Regions from separate parts of the Homo sapiens genome. Here region 2 is linked to region 1. A link is a loop called in an ENCODE intact Hi-C map of the cell type or tissue named here. Cell type or tissue: pancreas. All regions are shown on one strand. Each heading gives the region's core, and the rest is flanking DNA. Links, peaks and the distances in the headings are about the cores only. Region 1 has its middle 20 kb from the start of TFB1M. Region 2 holds the start of LOC105378068 (a long non-coding RNA gene).

Region 1 (10,958 bases), core at 842-8,841:
GTGGAGGTTGCGGTGAACCAAGATCGCACCATTGCACTCCAGCCTGGGCAACAAAAGTGAAACTGTTTAAAAAAAAAAAAAAATCTTTGCCTAGACATATTGTCATTAGGTTATCCAAAGCTAAGACAAAGGAAAGAATTTTAAGAGCTGTGAGACAGAAGCACCAGGTAGCCTATAAAGGAAAATCTATCAGATTAACAGCAGATTTCTCAGCAGAAACCCTATAAGCTAGAAGGGACTATCTTCAGCCTCCTCAAACAAAACAATTATCAGCCAAGAATTTTGTATCCAAGCAAAACTAAGCATCATATCTGAAGGAAAGATAAAGTCATTTTCAGACAAACAAATGCTGAGAGAATTTGCCATTACCAAGCCAACCACTATAAGAACTGCCAAAAGGAGCTCTAAATCTTGAAACAAATCCTGGAAACACATCAAAACAGAACCTCTTTAAACTATAAATCACACAGGACCTATAAAACAAAAATACAAGTTAAAAAGCAAAAACAAAAACCAAAAAACCAAAGTACCCAAGCAACAAAGAGCATGATGAATGCAATGGTACCTTCAATACTAACATTAAATGTAAATGGCCTAAGAGCTCCACTTAAAAGGTACAGAACTGCAGAATGGATAAGAACTCACCAACCAACTATCTGCTGCCTTCAGGAGACTCACCTAAGTATTCACATAAACTTATAGGGGTGGAAAAAGGCATTTCATGCAAATGGAAACCAAAAGCAAGCAGGTGTAGCTATTATATCACAGAAAACAAACTTTAAAGCAACAGTGGTTAAAACAGACAAAGAGGGATATGACGTAATGGTAAAAGGCCTTGTTCAACAGGAAAATATCACAATCCTAAACATATATGCACCTAATACTGGAGCTCCCAAATTTATAAAGCAATTACTAACAGACCTAACAAACAAGAGAGACAGCAACACAATAATAGTGGGGACTCCAATACTCCACTGATAGCACTAGACAAGTCATCAAGACAGAAAGTCAACAAAGAAACAATAGACTTAAAACTATACCTTAAAACAAATGGACTTCACAGACTTCCATCCAACAACCACAAAATACACATTCTATTCAACAGCACATAGAACTTTCTCCAAGATAGACCGTATGATAGGCAATAAAACAAAGCTTAATAAATTTAAGAAAATTGAAATTATATCAAGCACTGTCTCAGACTACAGTGGGATAAAACTGGAAATCAACTCCAAAAGGAACCTTCAAAACAATGCAAATACATGGATATTAAATAATCTGTTCCTGAATGAGCACTGGGTCAAAAGCAAAATCAAGATGGAAATTTAAAAATTATTTGAACTTAATGATAATAATGACATCACCTATCAAAACCTCTGGGATATAGCTAAGGTGGTGCTAAGATGAAAGATCATAGCCCTAAATGCCTAAATCAAGAAGTCTGAAAGAGCACAAACAGATAATCTAAGGTCACACCTCAAGGTACTAGAGAAACAAGATCAAACCAAACCCAAACCCAGCAGAAGAAAGGAAGTAACCAAGATCAGAGCAGAACTAAATGAAATTGAAACAAAAAAAAACACAAAAGATAAATGAAACAAAAAGCTGGTTCTTTGAAAAGACAAATAAAATTGATAGACCATTAGCAAGATTAGCCAAGAAGACAGAAGATCTAAATAATCTCACATTATTACAACTGATACCACCGAAAAGAAAAAGATAATTCAAGGCTACTATGAACACCTTTACACACATAAACTAGAAAACCTAGAAGAGATGGATAAATTCCTGGAAAAATACAACCCTCCTAGCTTAAATCAGAAGAATTAGACACCCTGAACAGACTGAAATGGTAATTTAAAAGTTACCAACAAAAAAACGTCCAGGATCAGATGGAGTCACAGCAGAATTCTACCAGATATTCAAAGAAAAATTGGTACCAATCCTTTTTTTTTTTTTGAGACGGACTCTCGCTCTGTCACCCAGGCTGGAGTGTACTGGCGCGATCTCAGCTCACTGCAAGCTCCGCCTTCCGGGTTCATGCCATTCTGCTGCCTCAGCCTCCCAAGTAGCTGGGACTACATGCACCCACAACCATGCCCAGCTAATTTTTTGTATTTTTAGTAGAGACGGGGTTTCACCACGTTAGCCAGGATGGTCTCGATCTCCTGACCTCGTGATCTGCCTGCCTCGGCCTCCCAAAGTGCTGAGATTACAGGCGTGAGCAACTGCACCCGGCCGGTACCAATCCTTTTGACAGAGATCCTTTTCACAAGATAGAGAAAGAAGCAACCCTCCCTAATTCGTTCTATAAAGCCAGCATCACCCTAATACCAAAATCAGGAAAGGACATAACCAAAAAAGAAAACTACAGACCTATATCCTTGATGAACATGGATGCTAAAATCCTTAAAGTACTAGCTAACTGAATCCAACAACATATCAAAAAGATAGTCCATCATGATCAACTGGGTTTCATACCAGGGATGCAGGGATGGTTTAACACACACAAGTCAATAAATGTGATACACCACATAAACAGAATTAAAAACAAAAATCACATGATCATCTCAATAGATGCAGAAAAGGCATTTGACAAAATCCAGCATCCTTTATGATTAAAACTCTCAGCAAAATCGGTATATAAGAGACATACTTTAATGTAATAAAAGCCATCTATGACAAACCCACAGCCAACATAATACTGAATGGGGAAAAGTTGAAAGCATTCCCTCTGAGAACTGGAATAAGACAAGGATGCCCACTCTTATCACTTCTCTTCAATATAGTACTGGAAGTCCTAGCTAGAGAAATCAGACAAGAGAAAGAAAGAAAGCACATCCAAATTGGTAAAGAGGAAGTCAAACTGTCAATGTTTGCTGATGATATGATCGTTTACCTTGAAAACCCTAAGGATTCCTCCAGAAAGCTCCTAGAACTGATAAGAGAATTCAGCAAAGTTTTCAGATACAAGATTAACGTACACAAATCAGTAGCTCTTCCGTACATCAACAGCAACCAAGTGGAGAATCAAATCAAAACCTCAACCCCTTTTAAAACAGCTGCAAAAAATAAAATAAAATACTTTGAAATATATCTAACAAAAGAGTCAAACTACCTCTACATGGAAAACTGCAAAACACTGCTGAAAGAAATCACAGACAACACAAACAAATGGAAACACATCCCATGTTCACGGATGGGTAGAATCAATATTGTGAAAATGACCATACTGCCAAAAGCAATCTACAAATTCAGTGGAATCCCCATCAAAATACCACCATCATTCTTCACAGAATTAGAAAAAACAATTCTAAAATTCATATGGAACCAAAAAAGAGCCGACATAGTCAAAGCAAGACTAAGCAAAAAGAACAAATCTGAAGGCATCACACGATCTGATTTCAAACTATACTATGAGGCGATAGTCACCAAAACAGCATGGTACTGGTATAAAAATAGGCACATAGACCAATGGAACAGAATAGAGAACCCAGAAATAAACCCAAATACTTACAGCTAACTGATCTTTGGCAAAGCAAACAAAAACATAGAGTGGGGAAAGGATACCCTTTTCAACAAATGGTGTTGGGATAATTGGCTACCCACCTGCAGGAGAATGAAACCGGATCCTCATCTCTCACCTTATACAAAAATCAACTCAAGATGGATTAAGGACTTAAACCTAAGACATGAAACTATAAAAATTCTAGAAGATAACATTGGAAAAACCCTTCTTAGGCAACGATTTCATGACCAAGAACCCAAAAGCAAATGCAATAAAAACAAAGATAAATAGCTGGGACCTAATTAAAGGGCATTTGCATGGCAAAAGGAACAGTCAACAGAGTAAACAGACAACCCGCAGAGTGGGAGAAAATCTTCACAATCTACACATCTGATGAAGGACTAATATCCAGAATCTACAACGAACTCAAACACATCAGTAAGAAAAAAGCAAACAATCCCATCAAGAAGTAGGCTATGAATAGACAATTCTCAAAAGAAGATATACAAAGGGCCAACAAACATATGAAAAAATGCTCAACATCACTAATGATCAGGGAAATGCAAATCAAAACCACAATGCAATACCACCTTACTCCTGCAAGAATGGCCATAATCAAAAAATCAAAAAACAGTAGATGCTGGCATGGATGCAGTAAAGAGGGAACACTTCTACACTGCTGATGGGAACGTAAACTAGTACAGCCACTATGGAAAACAGTGTGAAGATTGCTTAAAGAACTAAAAGTAGTTCTTTTAGTAGTTTGATCCAGCAATCTCACTACTGGGTATCTACCCAGAGGAAGAGAAGTCATTATTCTAAAGAGATGCCTGCACACACATGTTTATAGCAACACAATTGTAAAATCATGGAACCAATCCAAATGTCCATCAATCAATGAGTAAATAAAGAAACTGTGGTATATATATACAATGGAATACTACACAGCCATAAAAAGGAATGAACTAACAGCATTTGCAGTGATCTGGATGAGATTGGAGACTATTATTCTAAGTCCAGTAACTCAGAAATGGAAAAATAAACATCACATGTTCTCATTGATATGTGAGAGCTAAGCTATGAGGATGCAAAGGCATAAGAATGATACGATGGACTCTGGGGACCTGGGGGGAGCACGGGAGGGGGGCGAGGGATAAAAGACTACAAATAGGGTGCAGTGTGTACTGCTTAGGTTTGGGTGCACCAAAATCTTACAAATCACCACTAAAGAACTTACTCATGTAACCAAATACCACCTGTACCCCAATAACTTACGGAAAAATAAAATAAATGTTATTAAATAAATGCCAAAAAAAATAAAATAAAAGGCATGACCATATGTAATAGATCTTAGAAAGATGACCCATCCAAAGTAATTGACGTGGATGGCTTGGTTGCTTCATGCAGTAGCCCCCTAAGCTACTCAGAAGCCTTGATTATCTAGAGTGAAGCATTCAGAAGGTGTCTGAGAGCACAAATTACAGTTCATGTTATTTTGCTTAAAAAGATCTGTATCTCTCCAAGTTCAGAATGTATAACTAAACACATCTTATTCTCCAACTTTTGCTTCCCACTACTGAGTTGTGAGGCTCTGGATAGCTTAATGAAATACTCCGGAACTCATATTTTCATCTGGAAATGAGAAGATTAAATCCCTTAGGTCAGGGGTCAGCAAACTTATAACCCACAGGCCTGCATCTGTTTTTGTAAATAAAGTTTGATTGAAACACAGCTACCCTAATTCCTTTATACATTGTCCATGGCTGCTCTCACTGAACAATGGAAGAACTGAATCCTTGTGTCAAAGATGATCTAGACTTCAGGGCCTAAAATATTTACTACTTTTCAGGACAAGTTTGCTGATGTCTGACTTAGGTTATTCTTTATTTTTTAAGTGGAGAGAGATATAAAAGAATGGAAATCCATATATATTGGCCGGGCGCAGTGACTCACGCCTGTAATCTCAGCACTTTAGGAGGCCGAGGCAGGCAGATCATCTGAGGTCAGAAGTTTGAGACCAGCTTGGCCAACATGGTGAAACCCCATCCTTACTAAAAATACAAATATTAGCCAGGTGTCATGACACGCCCCTGTAATCCCAGCTACTAGGGAGGCTGAGGCAGGCTGAACCCTTGAGGTGGAGGTTGCAGTGAGCTGAGATCCAGCCACTGCACTCCAGCCCGGGCAACAGAGCAAGACTCCGTAAATCCATATATATATATGGATTATATGTATATGTAATGGGAAAACATTCTGATCAGTGATTTCCCTTCCTCAGAGCTTAGACATCTTTTTTTTTTTTTTTTTGCCCTGTCTCTGCTTCTCACTGGTAGTTTTTTTGCTCATCACAGAGCCACCCTTCTCCTTCCTTTCAAGGTTTTCCCTATTGCTTTGTTTTGTGTCTATACTCTCTCTCTGTGTCTATTTCCTTATGTTCATCTTTCTTAGAAACATTTGTCCAGAATTAACCCCAGATAACTAACTAATAATACTTCGAATGCATATGGTATCTTTCTTTACAAAGGCCTTTGAAAATACTGTGGCATGATCTTAAAAACAAAATGACTTTCTAAAAATAAAACAACAAATACAAAATTAAGGAACTTGGTCTCCCCTCAGCTAGGTATCTTTTCTTTTGACGTTTTCTGCAGAAAATTGCTAGTGGGCTCCTAGAGCTGTGCTGTACTCACCTCGGGGTATGGAAACGTCAGGCTTGGCTTCAGTGACTGAGCTGTTTCTCTGCTTTTGATCTCATTCTAATGCCTTCAACCTTAAATTTCAACTTTCAGTTTTCACCTTTCTCTGCATGCTGCTTACCAACCTTCCCCTGACCTTTTCCACATGGCTTCCCACTGCTTCCTTTTGCTCATGTTTTCTTAGTCTTCTGATCATTCTGCAAGCATTTTCGCTAAATACTATCTTCTCGTCTCTGAAAACCTCTCTCATCCTCTCTGACTCTTTTTCCTTCTAAATAACTTTAAACAGCACACAAACTTCTATTTTTACTTTTTCTTTAAATATGCTTACCTCTGAGCATTAAATTATTCTCATTTCTTTCCCATGAATATCCCACTACAGAATACACACTGGGCTACATTATTTGTATTTCAGCAAGCAGCCTTGGGGCTCCTTTCCCGGGCTGTTGTCATTAAAAGGACTAAAGCAAAACATTGAAACAAATGATAACATGGACTGTTCTCTATAGTGAATCTGAGAACAAGCAATCAATTTCAACTAAAAACGAGGTACTGTGCATCCCATTATTACCTGCTGTAGTTTGGTTCTGGTGAAGAGAAGAGATGGAGTTAATTGAGAAAGTTCTTTGCCATTTAGTGTAGAGCATCTCTCTTTATTTATTTATTTATTTATTTAGAGATGGGGTCTCACTCTGCCACCCAGGGTGGAGTGCAGTGGCATGATCTCAGCTCACTGCAACCTCTGCCTTCCAAGTTCAAGTGATCCTCCTGCCTCAGCCTCCTGAGTAGCTGAAATTACAGGTGCCCGCCATCACGCCAGGCTAATTTTTGTGTTTTCAGTAGAGATGGGGGTTTCGCCATGTTGGCCAAGCTGGTCTCGAACTCCTGACCTCAAGGACCCACCTGCCTCGGCCTCCCAAAATGCTAGGATTACAGGCATGAGCCACCACGCCCAGCCGAGCATCTCTCTTTAAACTACTTTATCCACACTGACAATTTACATTCAGTACTAATCAAAAAGGAAACTAGAGGCCAGACACGGTGGCTCATGCCTGTAAATCCAGCACTTTGGGAGGCCGAGGCAGGTAGATCACCTGAGGTCAGGAGTTTGAGACCAGCCTGGACAACACAGTGAAACCCCGTCTCTACCAAAAATACAAAAAATTAGCTGGTGTGGTGGCAGGCGACTGTAATCCCAGCTACTCAGGAGGCTAAGGTAGGAGAATCATTTGAACCTAGGAGGCAGAGGTTGCGGTGAGCTGAGATCGTGCCATTGCACTCCAGTCGGGGCAACAAGAGCGAAATTTTGTCTCCAAGAAAAAAAGAAACTAGGACTTCAACTAGGGCATTTTAAAACACCACAATTACAACATAGGTTTAATAATAAAAAATAAAACACTAACATCCAGTGATCACTCAGTGTATAATAGTCCTTACGCATATAAAGTACTTTATAGAATTATCTCTTGTAATCCTTCCCAGCACCAATGCATACAATGGTTTAGGTTGGACATTGCATGAGAGTAGCACAACTAAAAAGACTGTCACATCATAGCCCTTTTTATCATTTTGAAGACTGTTCATATTTTTATCATAACTTGGCTAACTTTAAAGATGACAGAGCTATATATTTATGAAGATAGTTTACTGACAGGTGGCAGTAAAATGTCTTACTTAATAGGATTGATATATATTACATTTTGCTTGGACTTACAAAGGAAGAATATATTTGATTATTAAAAGATCTTGATGATCTAACAACATTCAAAATAACCTACATTTCTAAATAAGATTTTTTTCTCACTGAAGTACTAACTGATTAGTATCTTAAATTTTTTTCAAATCTTTATACTTCATATACTCTGGCACTTGTCTTCTGTACTCAAGTAAGATAGCAGAGTTCTATTTTAAGTATACAGGCATTTTCATTATGATACAAATAACTAGGTAATAGCTAATATAATTTAGCATCAATAATATACAAAGTATGTATTAAATTGACAAATTAGAGATTACTATGTAACAATCTGCTGATTATATTAGAGCACTTGTTTATTTGTTGCTATGGAAATTTTATAATTAACTGCTGTTAAAATTTTTGACTTGTTATCTATAAATTTGATTTTCTAATTGTAATTAAAAATTCAAAATGAATATTACATTGTTTAATCATTTGATGTACAGTATTTATTCAGAATGACTTTATGTTTGTATAATTGTAATTAATGATAGTATATAATATACTAACTTCAAAAGTTCTTTTTTCACTTGAGGAATGAGAGCCTTTCTCTAATTCACACAAAGGTGTCCTGTGGGCTAGCAGCAGCCTTGATCTTTCAGCCAATTTCATGATGGAGAAGATACTGTTATTATCTCCTTTTTACAGAAAGGGAGGCTTAGAAATGTTAAACAATATGCCCACATCACAGAGATAGCAAGTCATGGGGCAAGATTCAAACCCTAGCAGTTTGAGCCAGAGCTCAACGTAGGCAGCGTAACTCTCACTGCTGAATAGCAAGGTTTGAGGAATTACAGGTATCACCTCCCAAAAAGGACCTCCCATACCTTCCGGTCCGGATGGACATTTCTCCCACCGATGTCACTTATTGATTATGCAACAAAAGTGAATGCATTTCTTCCGGAAGATCACAGTGGTGACAATAGAAGCTGATCAGAACTAGCAAGATGGAAGAGTCATTCAGTGTGGATTTCCAAAAATATGTGTATGTTTCAGGAATTGATGAGAAGCACATTTTGATGAAAAACAGACCTAGATTCAAATTATTCCTCTGCCACCTACTCAAGAACCCTTCCTCTCAAACTCCTGGTCCCCCTCCAGCATACAAAACCACATCCTATATATATCTCCAACCATTCACCTGTCCAAGCCAGGAACCTGGGAATCAGCCTTGACACCTTCCTTTCCCTCCCCACCCCACTTCTTCGCACCCATCGCCAAGACCTGTCCTTGACTTTGCAAATATCTCACACACATGTTTCTCACCCTGTGTACCATTGCCACCCTGGCCTCACCATTATTTCACCCCAGAATTACTATAATACCCTCTTAACCACTTTCCCTTCTCACACTCTGACTCCTCTCCCATTTGCTCTCCCCACTGCACCCAGATTGACTATTCATCTCATCAAAGAATGCATTCCCTTAAAACCTGCGAATGCAATGCCTATCATTTCTAAACATCAAGCTCTATCCTAGCCTACACAATCTTACAAGATGTGCCACCTCTCCTTCTCCAGTCATCTCCTCTATACAGCAGACCTGCCTGCTGATTCTCAGATACTCCCAGCTCCCTCCTACACCAGGGCCTTTGCACATGCTTTCTCTTTGGACTACCTAACACCCACGTATCTTTCATTACTCAGCCTCACCATCAGAACCTCCAGGTACGCGCTCCCTGACCTTGGCCTTTCCTTCATATCTCTCCTCACGTCTACTGGCCCAAGGGCAGATCTGGTCATTCTGTGCTAGCTTCTCCTATACTGCATGTTTTGTTTTTTCCTTCAGAGACTTTATTACAGGTTGTAATTATACATTGATATATGGTTATTATTGGTTAATGTCTGTCTTCTGCCGTGGACTATAAGCTACATGTGGGGACTATAAGCTTGTTCAATAGCACACAGAACTATGTAGCTATGAGCAAATTACTTAAACTTTCCCAAAAAAAAAAAAAAACAGTGTGGGGGAACAATACTGCCTCAAAGGTTTTTGGCAGGCTTAATCAGCTATGTAAAGCACTAAACAGAATAGGCTCATTTACTCGATACATGGTAGCTATTCCTGCTGTTATTCCCTACAATATGCTGTGGGCCGTCAGAATTTGTCCTCATTTTAAAATTGTTTCTAGTCTCGTAAAAAGGGAAAACATTCACACAAATAATTAAAACACTATAGGATAAGAGTCTATCACACTAGCCAACAGGAGGCCTGACCTAACAGGCTTTGGCCTTCGCAAATGTGAAGTCGCCGACATTCAGGATACCTTCTATCATCTCTCCTTTAGGGACCATCAGGATCCTGCTGCTTGGATCACAAGCATGGCATTATCAAGAGATTGGCTCAAACACCATCTCCTCAGTGTAGACCTTCGTGATGCTGCCAAGAAGAATTAACACCTTTTTCATCCCATGTCCTCCAGCAGTGTGTGTCTGTGTGTGTCCCTATTAAGAAATTGAAGTTCCTCAAAGGCAAGAATCATGTTTTTCATTTCTATATTCCTAACCAAATCAACTACAATAAATGCCCAAATAAGTTTCATTGAATGAATGAATGAATGAATGAATGAATGAAAAGGAAATTAAAATTACACACACAACAGTGGATATGTAGAAAAGACAAGCACAGCAAGAGCAACTAGGCTGCCCAGGGAGGCAGTATGCAAGTCCAGAACCTAGCTTATGTTCAGAGGGCTTTCAAAAGACAGATCAAAGGAAGTGGAGCCTGGGCAAGAGGCAGCCCTAGTCTGTTTACTCTTCAGTCACTTTGTAACTTACCTGCTGCCCCCACCCCAGGTCTGCTTTGACATGAGATCTTTAAATGTTGAGGTGGGAAGGGGGGAATCGCTTAACTGCTATCTGATTCTTCATCTGTAAAATAAAGCTACTGACACTGACCTTCCTCATAGAGCTATTGTGTGGGATAATTAATTAATAATTGCAGAATCCTTTAAGAGTATAAAGTGCAACATAAATGCTAAGCATAATTTCCACACAGTCTCTGCTGGCTCTTCTCA
Region 2 (10,958 bases), core at 1,878-9,877, 180 kb before region 1:
GTTGTGCTACACAAAATAACTCTCAAAAAATGGTTCTATTGATTATTTTATGAAGTATACTTATTCCAAATGGACTCTCTGATTGCCAATTCTACATTGTCTTAGTCCATTTTGGCTGCTATAACAAAATACCATAAATTAGGTGGCTTATAAATAACAGAAATTTATTTCTCACAGTTCTAGAGAACTAGAACTTCAAGGACAAAGTAGAATCAGTATCTGGTGAGGATCCTCTTTCTGGCTTACAAATGGTGCCTTCTTGCTGTGTCCTCCCCTGGTGGAAGGGGCAATGGGCTTTTCTGTAAGGGCACTAATCCCCTTCATGAGACTCCACTGCCATGACCTTATCACCTCTCAAAGACCCCATCCCCTAATACCAACACCTTTGGGGGTTAAGATTTCAACATATGAATTACAAAGAAGAGTGAACAGAAACTTTCAGATCAAAAGTATTCACTAGCTAATTCTTGGTTTTTCTTCATAGGTAAGTTACCGATGTGTTTATATTATCTTCATATAAAGATTTCCTCCTGCCCTGTAGTCACTAAGATGTGTGTGTGTGTGTGTGTGTGTGTGTGTGTGTGAGAATTTTAGCTATCGTTGGTACTGGGCCACCAACACTCTTTTGCTTAGAATCCTTTGTGATAGGGTGTGGATTCATGCAATGTTTGACCTATTTTAAAGTATAGTCTAAATGAAACCATTATTTCTTTTGTATAAAGCTAGTTGCTGATAATGGGATTAAGCCTACAACTTTGGACTCATTACTGCCACATTCAAACTGTCTTAGTAACTCCCAGGGGGCATTATTACTCTGAAATACATTTGGTTATAACTCAGAATACAATCTCATAATAATATATCAGTATTGTTGGAATGCGAAATGCTCTATCAGTATGTCATAAAGCAAGGATACAGGAGCAGGGATTACAAAACAGAGGGACATATAAGCATGCACCAAATGTGTGCAATGGTAAACAACTAGAATGTTGGCTGCTTCTCATGAAGCTGAGGGTCAAAAACTGGCGGAGTGGTCCAAGGTAGTTTATGCTGGTTGACCACTCAGAGCAAAGCAAGAAGGAGATACACAGGCAAGAAGGTAAGACAACAAGAGTTAGAGAAGCAGCAGGGAGAACCTCTTGCTGAGGTCAAGCTCCACCAGTGAAGCTCCTCCTAGGGAGAGGATCAGTTTTTGTTGCAAACCCAACACACTAGAAATTAATGGCATAAAACAACATCCACTCATTATCTATCATGAGTCTATGGATCCACTGGGCAGTTATCTCTCATGACCTGGGTCAGGCTCCGCTAATCTCAGTTAAGCTCTCCTTATGTGTCTGTCTGTGATCAGCTGGTGTGTCGGTCAGGAGCTGTCTGGTCTTGGATGGCCTCACAGTGGAAGACTCAGTTTTTCTCCAGGTTGCTGTCTTATCCTTCCAGCAAATTGGCCTGGGCAAGTTATCACAGTGAGGTAAAGAAAAGAGGCAGAAATATTCAAGAGTTTCTTCAAGACTTTGCTTGCATCTAATTTGCAATTGTCCCATCGACCAAAGCAAGTCATGTGGTTAAGCCCAGAGTCAGTGCGGGAAGGCACTACCAAAGAATGCTGGTGCAAACTGAAACCATTAACACAATCAATATTCCACAGGAAGGAGCTAATATCAGGGCACTGGTAGTTCAGAGCCAAATGATGAAGACAGGTAAATGCACATATATTCAGATAAAGGATAGTTTGGGACCTGATGCATGGAAAGAAAGTATTTAGCTCATAAATACTTGTTCACTTGCTCAAAAGTAATTAAAGAAATAAAGACCATTCAAATCCTGGCTGCACATTTCTACCTGCTAAGGTTTAAAAATGCAACGAGAGACATTTAGGCTAGATATAAAGAAAATCTTGCTGACAATGAGAGTTGTTAAACACTGGAATGGATTACTAAAGGAAACTGTAATTTTCTTTTCTTTCCAAGTACTTAAAATCAGACTGGCTACCTAGTTATCTGGTGTGTGTTCTTGGACAGAAGCAAAAAGATGAACTAATTGACCTTTCAGTTTCCCTCCAGACCTATTATTGTCATGCTGAACCTATTGACACAGTGAAGAAAGAGTTTAACAGCCTGCCTTTTATTCCTACCAGTTAACACACATTTATTACAGTCCCTCTCTGTGCTTGGCACTTTGCTTGGTGTTAGGGATGTAATCCCAACCTTTAAGGAGATCATAGTCTTTGGTCAAAAGGTGGAGCAAAAAATGCCCTGTCTACATTAGTGTTAACACGTAGGGGTGATAGAAGATACTATTTAAAACAGTCAATGTCTTCAAAGGACAAAGGATACTGTGAAAGGAAAATGTTCTTACCCTGGGTCTCTGCCTATCTTTTGTGCTGGCCAGAGAAGCAGAAGACTCTTTTGTTCAACTGAGCCCATTGATGGGTTTGAGACAGACCAAAGGGCTTAGGGCAGAGTTATAGGTTAGGGGCTGCAGAGAGCAGAGTTCTGTGCATAATCAAGTGTGAATTTCTGGCTCTCTAGAAAACCTTAGTGAGAATAGGGGAGAATTAGAGATGAAATTGGAAAGACAAGAATACAAGCATTATATGGGACAATTTAGCCAGTGAGAAATCCTTTGTTTTGTGGTGGCTAAAGGATATTTAAGAATTGAACAATCTAAATTTTTAAAATTCTAACAAAAGGGATTTCTATTCAAACAAGATGACTAGTGTAGACTAGGTCTCCTTGCTTCTCCCTGCTAAGTACAATGATAAACCCTGGATAGAAGGCAGGAGAAAATCAAAGGAGAAGTGGTAAGAGGAAGGCAAACTGATTTGGGACCTCAAGAGGACTGAAGAGTTATATTGTGAACAACACAACCTCAGGGTATCTTGCAACCCCTGCGTAACAGAAGGCAACCCAGGCCTAGCATTTCCCACTCCCAAAACACGACAGAAGGTGGCCCAGGTACCTAACAACATTGGAATCTAGTGGAAGTTCTGCACACAATATCCCAGGAGCCAGGCAGAACCACAGGGACGGAGCCGAAGCCCCAGGGCTAAGAGGTGCCAAGGTAAGTTCTCCCTTCCTTGTGGTTCTTCTCTCTTCCACCTAGAGACACTGTCTGGTGGGGGCATCAGGCACTGTCAAGGAGGCCTCCACCACAGCACCCAGCCGAGGAAGCTCTCTTTGTCTCCCTAGGCCAGAGGTGTCATTCCCTCACCTAGAGACAATGTGAGGCAATGTGAGGTGACAGTCCTGGTGGCCTTCCTTCAGCCACCTTAAGCAGTGCCAGCTGGGAGCTGTACTCCAGCAGCCTACCTTCAAGATGGCTGAAGGATGCTCTTCAGACAGAAATGCAATAAAAATGAAGGTTGTGTTTGTTTGTTTGTTTTTAGACGGAGTCCCACTTTGTCACCCAGGCTGGAGTTCAGTGGTGCAATCTTGGCTCACTGCAACCTCCGCCTCCCGGAGCGATTCTCCTGCCTCAACCTCCTGAGTAGCTGGGATTACAGGCATGCACCACCACACCCAGCTAATTTTTGTATTTTTAGTAGAGACGGGGTTTCACCATGTTGGCCAGGCTGGTCTCGAACTCCTGACCTCAAGTGATGCGCCAACGCCTCAGCTTCCCAAAATGCTGGGATTATAGGCATGAGCCACCGTGCCCAGCCAAATTAAGGTATTTCTGAGCATTAAGAAAGAAGAAAACACAGTGAGGAATGGAATACCATAGGCTGTCCTCATGAGCTTCCTAACATCCATGCTATGATTGAAACAAAAATTATAACCCCATCTAATAATTAAGGCAATGATATTTAAAAATGGGAAAGGTAGAGGGTAAATGGGCGTAAAGCTTCCACACTTAACTTGTAAGTGCAACACGTTGATGCTAGTAGTCTGTGATAAATCATAGATGTAAATTTTCATACCCAGAGCAACCACTAAGAAAACTATACAGAGTGATGCACTCAAAAGTCCCAGAGATGCTGCCGGAGGGCTTAGGTGGGTCTACAGATGCCAGTGAGACGCCAGCCCTAGCTGGTTCTTGACACCATTATAACAAAGAATTCAGGGAGGAGTCAGAATGAAATGAAAAGACAAGGAGCTTTGACTGCAAAGTGAAAGTACGCACTCAAGGGCGGGGCTGCAGGCGTACTCACGACAGAGTCATGCACGATGGAGTTTGGGTTACTAATGTTATAGGCTCTTCTAATTAGGGGTAGAATAATCTGGAGATTTTCTAGGAAAAAGGCAGAAATTTCTGAGAACTAAGGGCCCACCCATTTTTACGCTAAATATGGCCATGCTTGAATCTGTCATGGCAATGGTGGGTGTGTGATTTAGTATGGTAATGAGCATATAATTAGGACTTTGGTAGGGCATGGATCAAATCCAGTGCCTCGCTGGACCCAGCTGGTGTCAGCCAGCTTAGCCTCTGTCCTGTTTGTTAGGGTCTTCTCAGCCCAGGCTCGCCCTTGTCCTTATAGCTAATTTTTAACAGTTCCTTTCTTGCTGTTATGTGAAATTGTTCCTTGATATCTTTCCGTTTTTCCTGTGGCCACCCAGCGTTCCTATTTTATGGATATTTCTTTAATGAGGGGGTGCAGTAATCACTAGGTATTCTGGAAAAGGAGGGGATTTCAGGGACCCCTCCCCCACTTACCACCCACCTTCTCCCTCATTTGGGTTTACCTGGAACAGTCATGGACAAGTCACCTTGACCAGAGTTTTGGCCATTTTCTTTCCCTTGTTTTGGATTTTCTGTTATTGTGTGGTTTCTTTGCCTGATTCTTGTTTTAGTTGTTGTTTGGGGTTTTTCCATCCCCCTGAAACCACTCAGTGCTATTCCTATCTCAAAAATGCATCAAGGTAGAATTTTTTTTTAAATGTTCAATAACCCAGAGGAAGGAAAGAAAAAAGAAAGAATAAGAACAGAGGAAACAAACAGAAATCAAAAAAATAAAATGTCAGACTTAAGCACTAACATGTCAAAAATTAGTTTAAGGATGAATGGTTTAAATACAACAATTAAAAGGCAGAAATTGGCAAAGTAGATAAAATAAAAAGTGACCCAACTATATGCTGTTCACAATAAATATACCTAAAATTTAAAGACATAAGTAGGTTGAAAGTAAATGGATGGAAAAAAATAAATCATGAAATGTTATTTAAAACAAAAACAGGAGTGGATATATTAACGTCAGACAAGGTAGATTTAAGAGCAAGGAAAATTATATAGTCAAAGACATTACATTATGATAAAAGGACAAATGCATCAAGAAGACATAATGATCCCAAATATTAATACAGTAAACAACAAAACATCTAAATTCATGAAACAAAATTGATAGAACTGAAAAGAGAAATAGACAAATCCACAATTATAGTTGGGGCCATCAACACCTCCCTCTCAGCAGTTAATAGAACTACTAGACAGCAAATCAACAAGGCTGTAGAATACCTAAACAACACAATCTAATTGGCCTGTTTAGAGCACCTCACCCAAAAACACACATCTTTTTATGTGCCAATGGAATGTTCACTAAGACCACATCTTGAGCTACAAAACAAAAGTTCCACAAACATATAAAAATTATACAGAGTATATTCTCTAATCATCATAGAATCAAGCTAAAAATCAACACCAAAAATAAATTATGGAAAAATCTCTAAACATTGGGCACATGCCTGTAGTCCCAGCTACTCAGGAGGCTGAGGCAGGAGGATCATTTGAGCCTAGGAGTTCAGGGCCAGTACGAGCAACATAGTAAGACCCTGTCTCTTAAAAAAAAATTGTTTCGGTTAGGCACTATGACTCACGCCTGTAATCCCAGCACTTTGAGAGGCGAAGGCAGGTGGATTGCTTGAATTCAGATGTTCAAGATCAGCCTGGGCAACATGGCAAAACCCCCTCTCTACAAAAAATACAAAAAATTAGCCAGGTGTAGTGGTGCACACCTGTGGTCCCAGCTACTCTGGAGGCTGAGGTAGGAGGATCATTTGAGCCCAGGAGGTGAAGCTTACAGTGAACCAAGGTCATGCCACTGGCACTCCAACCTGGGCAACAAAGTGAGCCCCAGTCTCAATAAATAAGTAAATAAATAGAAAAAATTTTTTAATAAATTGTTTTAAATAAAAAATATTAAAACACTTGGAATTTAATAATACACTGTAAATAATTTATGGGTCAAAGAGGAAGTATCAAATAAAAATTTTAAAAACACATAAAACTAAATGAAAATGAAAATACAATATTTCAAAATATGTGGTATGCACCTAACAGAGTACTGAGAGGAAAATTTATAGCACTAAATACTTACGTGAGAAAAGAGGAAGATCTCAAGTCCGTAAGTTGCACCTCTAGAAACTAGGGGAAAAAAAGTGAAATAAACTCAAATCCAGCAGAAAGAAAGAAATCATAAAGATAAGGCAAAAAGTCAGTGAAATTGGAAAGAGGAAAACAATAAAACAAAAAGCTTGTTCTTAAAAAAATTAATAAATCTCTAGCAAAATTGACAAAAATAAGAAAAGAGAAGACAAAAATCTCCAATATTAAGAATGAAATAGGAGATAACAATACAGACACTATACTTATTAAAAAGATATTAGGAAAATACTGCAGAACAATATACTTCTGAAAAAGTATAAATCTGAAAGAGCCAATACTTCAAGATGGATCCCGAATGGCTAACTGGATATAAACTCAAAATAGACTTAAGCAGCCATTTGCTGATTGGAGGTCACACAAATACTCTGAGTTCCCTCCAAAATTCAACCTTTTTATTACTGGAACTTTCAGAGCTCACCTGAACCAACCAATCAGAACTTAGCTGCATTGACCAATCAGCACTAATCAAGTTTCAATCCTTCATTTGCATAAATCGACCTGATTGGGAACCTGGGTTGGGACTTTATAAATACATGAGCCTTTCCTTTGTTCTCTGGAATGCTCCTTTGTTTTATACTAAAGGCTGCTTCTCCCTCATTTGCAAACTGTTCACTGGAATAAAATCTCTTCCTTCCAAATTCCTTTTCAGAAAACTTCTGTTCACGTACTCATAAATTCAACAGCTTAGAAGACATGGGACTATTCCTCAAAAACCACAAACTACCAACTCAATCAAATAAAAGAGATAGCCATATTATAGTGCTATAAACCATTAGAGAAATGGAATTTGCAACTGAAAAGCATCCAGTAAAGAAATCCTCAGGCCCAGATTGGTTCACAGGAGAATTCTTACAAATATTAAAAGAATTAATACAAAGTTTATACAATCTCTTCCAGAAAATAAAAGAGTAGGGAACATTTCCCAATGAATATTGTTACTATGATACCGAAAACAAAGATAATACACACACAAAAAAAGAAATTTACAGACCAGTATCTCTTAAAACCTACATGCAAGAATTCTCAACAAAATAACAAATCAGACACTAAAGTGGATAAGAATTATAGGTTATACCTAATTAGAATTTATTTCAATTATGTGAGGCAGTTCAACATTTGATAATCAATCAACATAATCTACCACAGTAACAGATTAAAGAAGAAAATTTGTATGATCATATCAATCACGCATAAAAAGTATTTTTTTAAAGAGTCAAAAACTCATTTATGATTTTAAAAAAAAACTTTAAGTAATTTAGGGAAAATAAAAGGCAAACTAATTCAGAAATAGGCCCAAGAGACATGCTCAGATGCTTTTTGACAAAGGTGCAAAATCAATTCATGGAGGACAGCTAATGTTTTTAACAAATAGTGATGGAGCAATTGACCATCTATAAGAAAAGAAAGAAAGAAAGAACTTCAACCTAGAACTCACACTTCATATAAAATTTATTCTAAAATTAACCACAGACTTAAATGTAAACCATAGATTTACAAATCTTTTAGAATAAAACACAGGAGAAAATACATATCTACGCTATAAGGCTAGGCAAAATTTCTTTGACTCAAAAAAACAGAATATTCAACTATCTATAACCCAGTAATTGTACTCTTTGGCATTTACCCCAGAGAAATGAAGACATATTTACAAAAAATATGTACATAAATCTTTATAAAACTTTATTAATAAAATTTAAAAACTGTTAGCAGCTCAGATGTTTTTCAGCAGGGAATAGTTCAATAAACTTTGGTACACCCATACCATTGAATGCTAGGCAAAATTTCTTTGACTCAAAAAAACAGAATATTCAACTATCTATAACCCAGTAACTGGACTCTTTGGCATTTACCCCAGAGAAATGAAGACATATTGACAAAAAATATGTACATAAATCTTTATAAAACTTTATTAATAAAATTTTAAAAACTGTTAGCAGCTCAGATGTTTTTCAGTAGGGAATAGTTCAATAAACTTTGGTACACCCATACCATTGAATGCTACTCAATAATACCAAGGAACAAACTATTGATACATACAGCAGCTTGGATGAATCTCCAGGAAATTAGGCTGAGTGAAAAAAGCTGTTCCTCTATGGTTATATCATGTTTGAGTCTATTTACGTAACATTCTTGAAATGACAAAATTATAGAAATGGAACAACAAATTAGTGATTCTTGGAGAGTAGGAATAGAAGATAGGGTAGGAAGTCGTGTGGCTACAAAAGAGTTTGTCCTGGCATCCTGTGGTGATGACAGTGTTCTAAATCTTGACTTTGTCAATTTGATTATCCTGGTTGCAAGACTGTATTACAATTTCACAAGATGATGACACTGGAGGAAAACTGAGTAAAATTTGGGATCTCACAGGATTATTTCTTACAACTGAATGAATCTACAAATTATGTCAAAATTTCAAGTTTAATTTTAAAAAATCTAACAAGAAATGAACAGAGTCAAAAACACAGAAAATTTAAAATCTAAAAGGCATAAAATAAGACAAACACATTGCAAGCCACTCTGGTTTTGCACAGTAAGATACAATCATAAAATATTATTTTCCCTAACATTTAATAAATTCAATGTGATCCAAATGAAACTACAAATGAGATCTTGGGGATGATGGAACCAGACAAGCTGATTCTAAAAGAGACCAATTTAGCCATATGTGTTAAATTAAATATCCAAATACCTGTTAATCCAAAAAAATTCACTTATAAAAATTTATCCAGGGCTGGGTGCAGTGGTTCATCCCTGTAATCCCAGAACTTTCAGAGGACGTGGTGGAAGGATCACTTGAGCCCAGGAGAGAATGGCGTGAACCAGAGAGGCGGAGCTTGCAGTGAGCAGAGATGGTGCCACTGCACTCCAGCCTGGGCAGCAGAGCGAGACTCCGTCTCAAAAAAAAAAAAAAAAAAAAATAGCAACAAACTGGAAACATCTTGAATATCTGTAAAGAGCTGGCTGGTTAATAAATTATAGTATATCTGATTCTATTAATAGTTGGTGTTTGAAAACAAAAAGAAATAATAAATTACTGAAAGTCTCATACAATGAAATATTATTATGCAGCTACTCAAAGTATAAAACAGGTCTTTAGATACTGATATCAGATTACTCAAAAATATTTTTTCGTATAAAATGCAAAGTGGTACAAAATATTAAGTATAGTGTGATATTTTGTTTACAAAGAAGGATTGAGACATATATGTTTAAAAATATTATAGGAGAATACAAATTATTAACCGTAGTCACCTCAGAGCAGGCTAATTGGTGATCTCATGTAAGAATATTTTTTGCATACAAGAGTACCCTTCCATGCTGTTGAAAATTTTTAACACATGTACTAATTAGGTTTTTTAAAAAAAATTTATGCAAAACAAACTGAAGGAAAACCAACTTTGGTTCATAAATGGCAAGGATTTTCTAATGTACAATTTCATGTTGTTTACAATTGTTGAACAATGATGGGCCCTCTCACTAAGGAAACTTCATGCAATCAACCTGCATTAAGGTTGCTCTAGGGTGAAAAGAGTATCAAAAACACCAATCGCTGACCAAACCCTTTGTGTCAACACCAGGATTGAGATGTAGGGACAGCCTCAAGGTGAAGAATGAAGAATACTTCATCAGATGCACAAACAGAGCCAAAGGTGATCATGAAAATATAAGCTCCGGCCTCCCCATCCCAGAGAGTCACAGAACTCTGGATGAGGGCATTGGACTTCTACAAGGCCAATGCATGGTAGTACAAACTAATTTCACTTCAATCTCATACAGCAGCATTCCTTAGCTGACCACTAGGTTACAGCATCCTGACCTACATCTTGGCCTATGCCACTGTCATCCATAAGACAGGGTTGACCGACTAGACCCAAATTACAGAGTTTCAAAAACTTTCTATGATAATGCCCATTGACATGTTTTATTATTTTAATTACTTAATTTTATTTCTAAATTATGATTTTAAAAATCATGTTCCTTAGATACAAGATACTTAAAAGCACCTGGACCATTATCTGCAAACATATACAGCCATTTTCAAATTCAGAAAGGGACTTCCCCATGAGCTGAACCATTAATGACAAATTCTGTTCCCTCTCTCATGACAGTAGCAGTGGGGTGAGACAGATGACTCGGAGCTTTCATACATCAAGATTTTCCCCATTAGCTATTTATAGGGAGATCTTTTAAAAATGTATATGCTTAAAAGTTTAAAGTGTGCTACTCAGGATGTTACATTGACAAATGGATATGTTGTAGATTACTCAGTTCTTTCACTTCAGATTTAATTTTATTGCCAAAGGTAACAGAAAATGTATAGTGTTTCAAGTTCCTGGTTCAAACTTAAGTAAAAAGAGAAATTCTTTCTAGGTAAAAGATATTAGTGTTCAAAAATCCTTAAATAAAAAGGTTTTTTTTTTCCTTTTCCCCTGAAAAATACAACGGTATCAAAAAATATACTTGTTAAGGATGATTCAGACCTAGCAAAGGAGTGATATTTAGAGAAACAGAAAGAATATTTAAATGGGAGACATTATAAGAAAAACACCAAAAAAAAAAAAAAAACTGGTTGATAT

What was found. A loop is a pair of places that touch in the nucleus more often than their neighbours do. Peaks named below come from ENCODE experiments on the same cell type or tissue, not always from the same donor. Only the 100,000 strongest peaks of a DNase experiment are listed, where the experiment ranks them.
Region 2: a loop joins it to region 1, with 2.8 times the contacts of the local background. A loop is called at or near these places in 23 of 110 quality-filtered maps.

Annotation. Positions count from the first base shown.
Region 1 is chr6:155,328,933-155,339,890 of GRCh38, reverse strand. No RefSeq gene overlaps it. Among named protein-coding and RNA genes, the nearest start is that of TFB1M, 20 kb to the right of the region's middle. In pancreas, for the core only: no CTCF peak of the experiment used is centred there; no DNase peak of the experiment used is centred there.
Region 2 is chr6:155,510,650-155,521,607 of GRCh38, reverse strand. It overlaps LOC105378068 (a long non-coding RNA gene), which reads right to left and starts at 6,764. Exons shown (of 3, transcript NR_134597.1): 1 at 6,660-6,764; 2 at 6,314-6,360. In pancreas, for the core only: no CTCF peak of the experiment used is centred there; no DNase peak of the experiment used is centred there.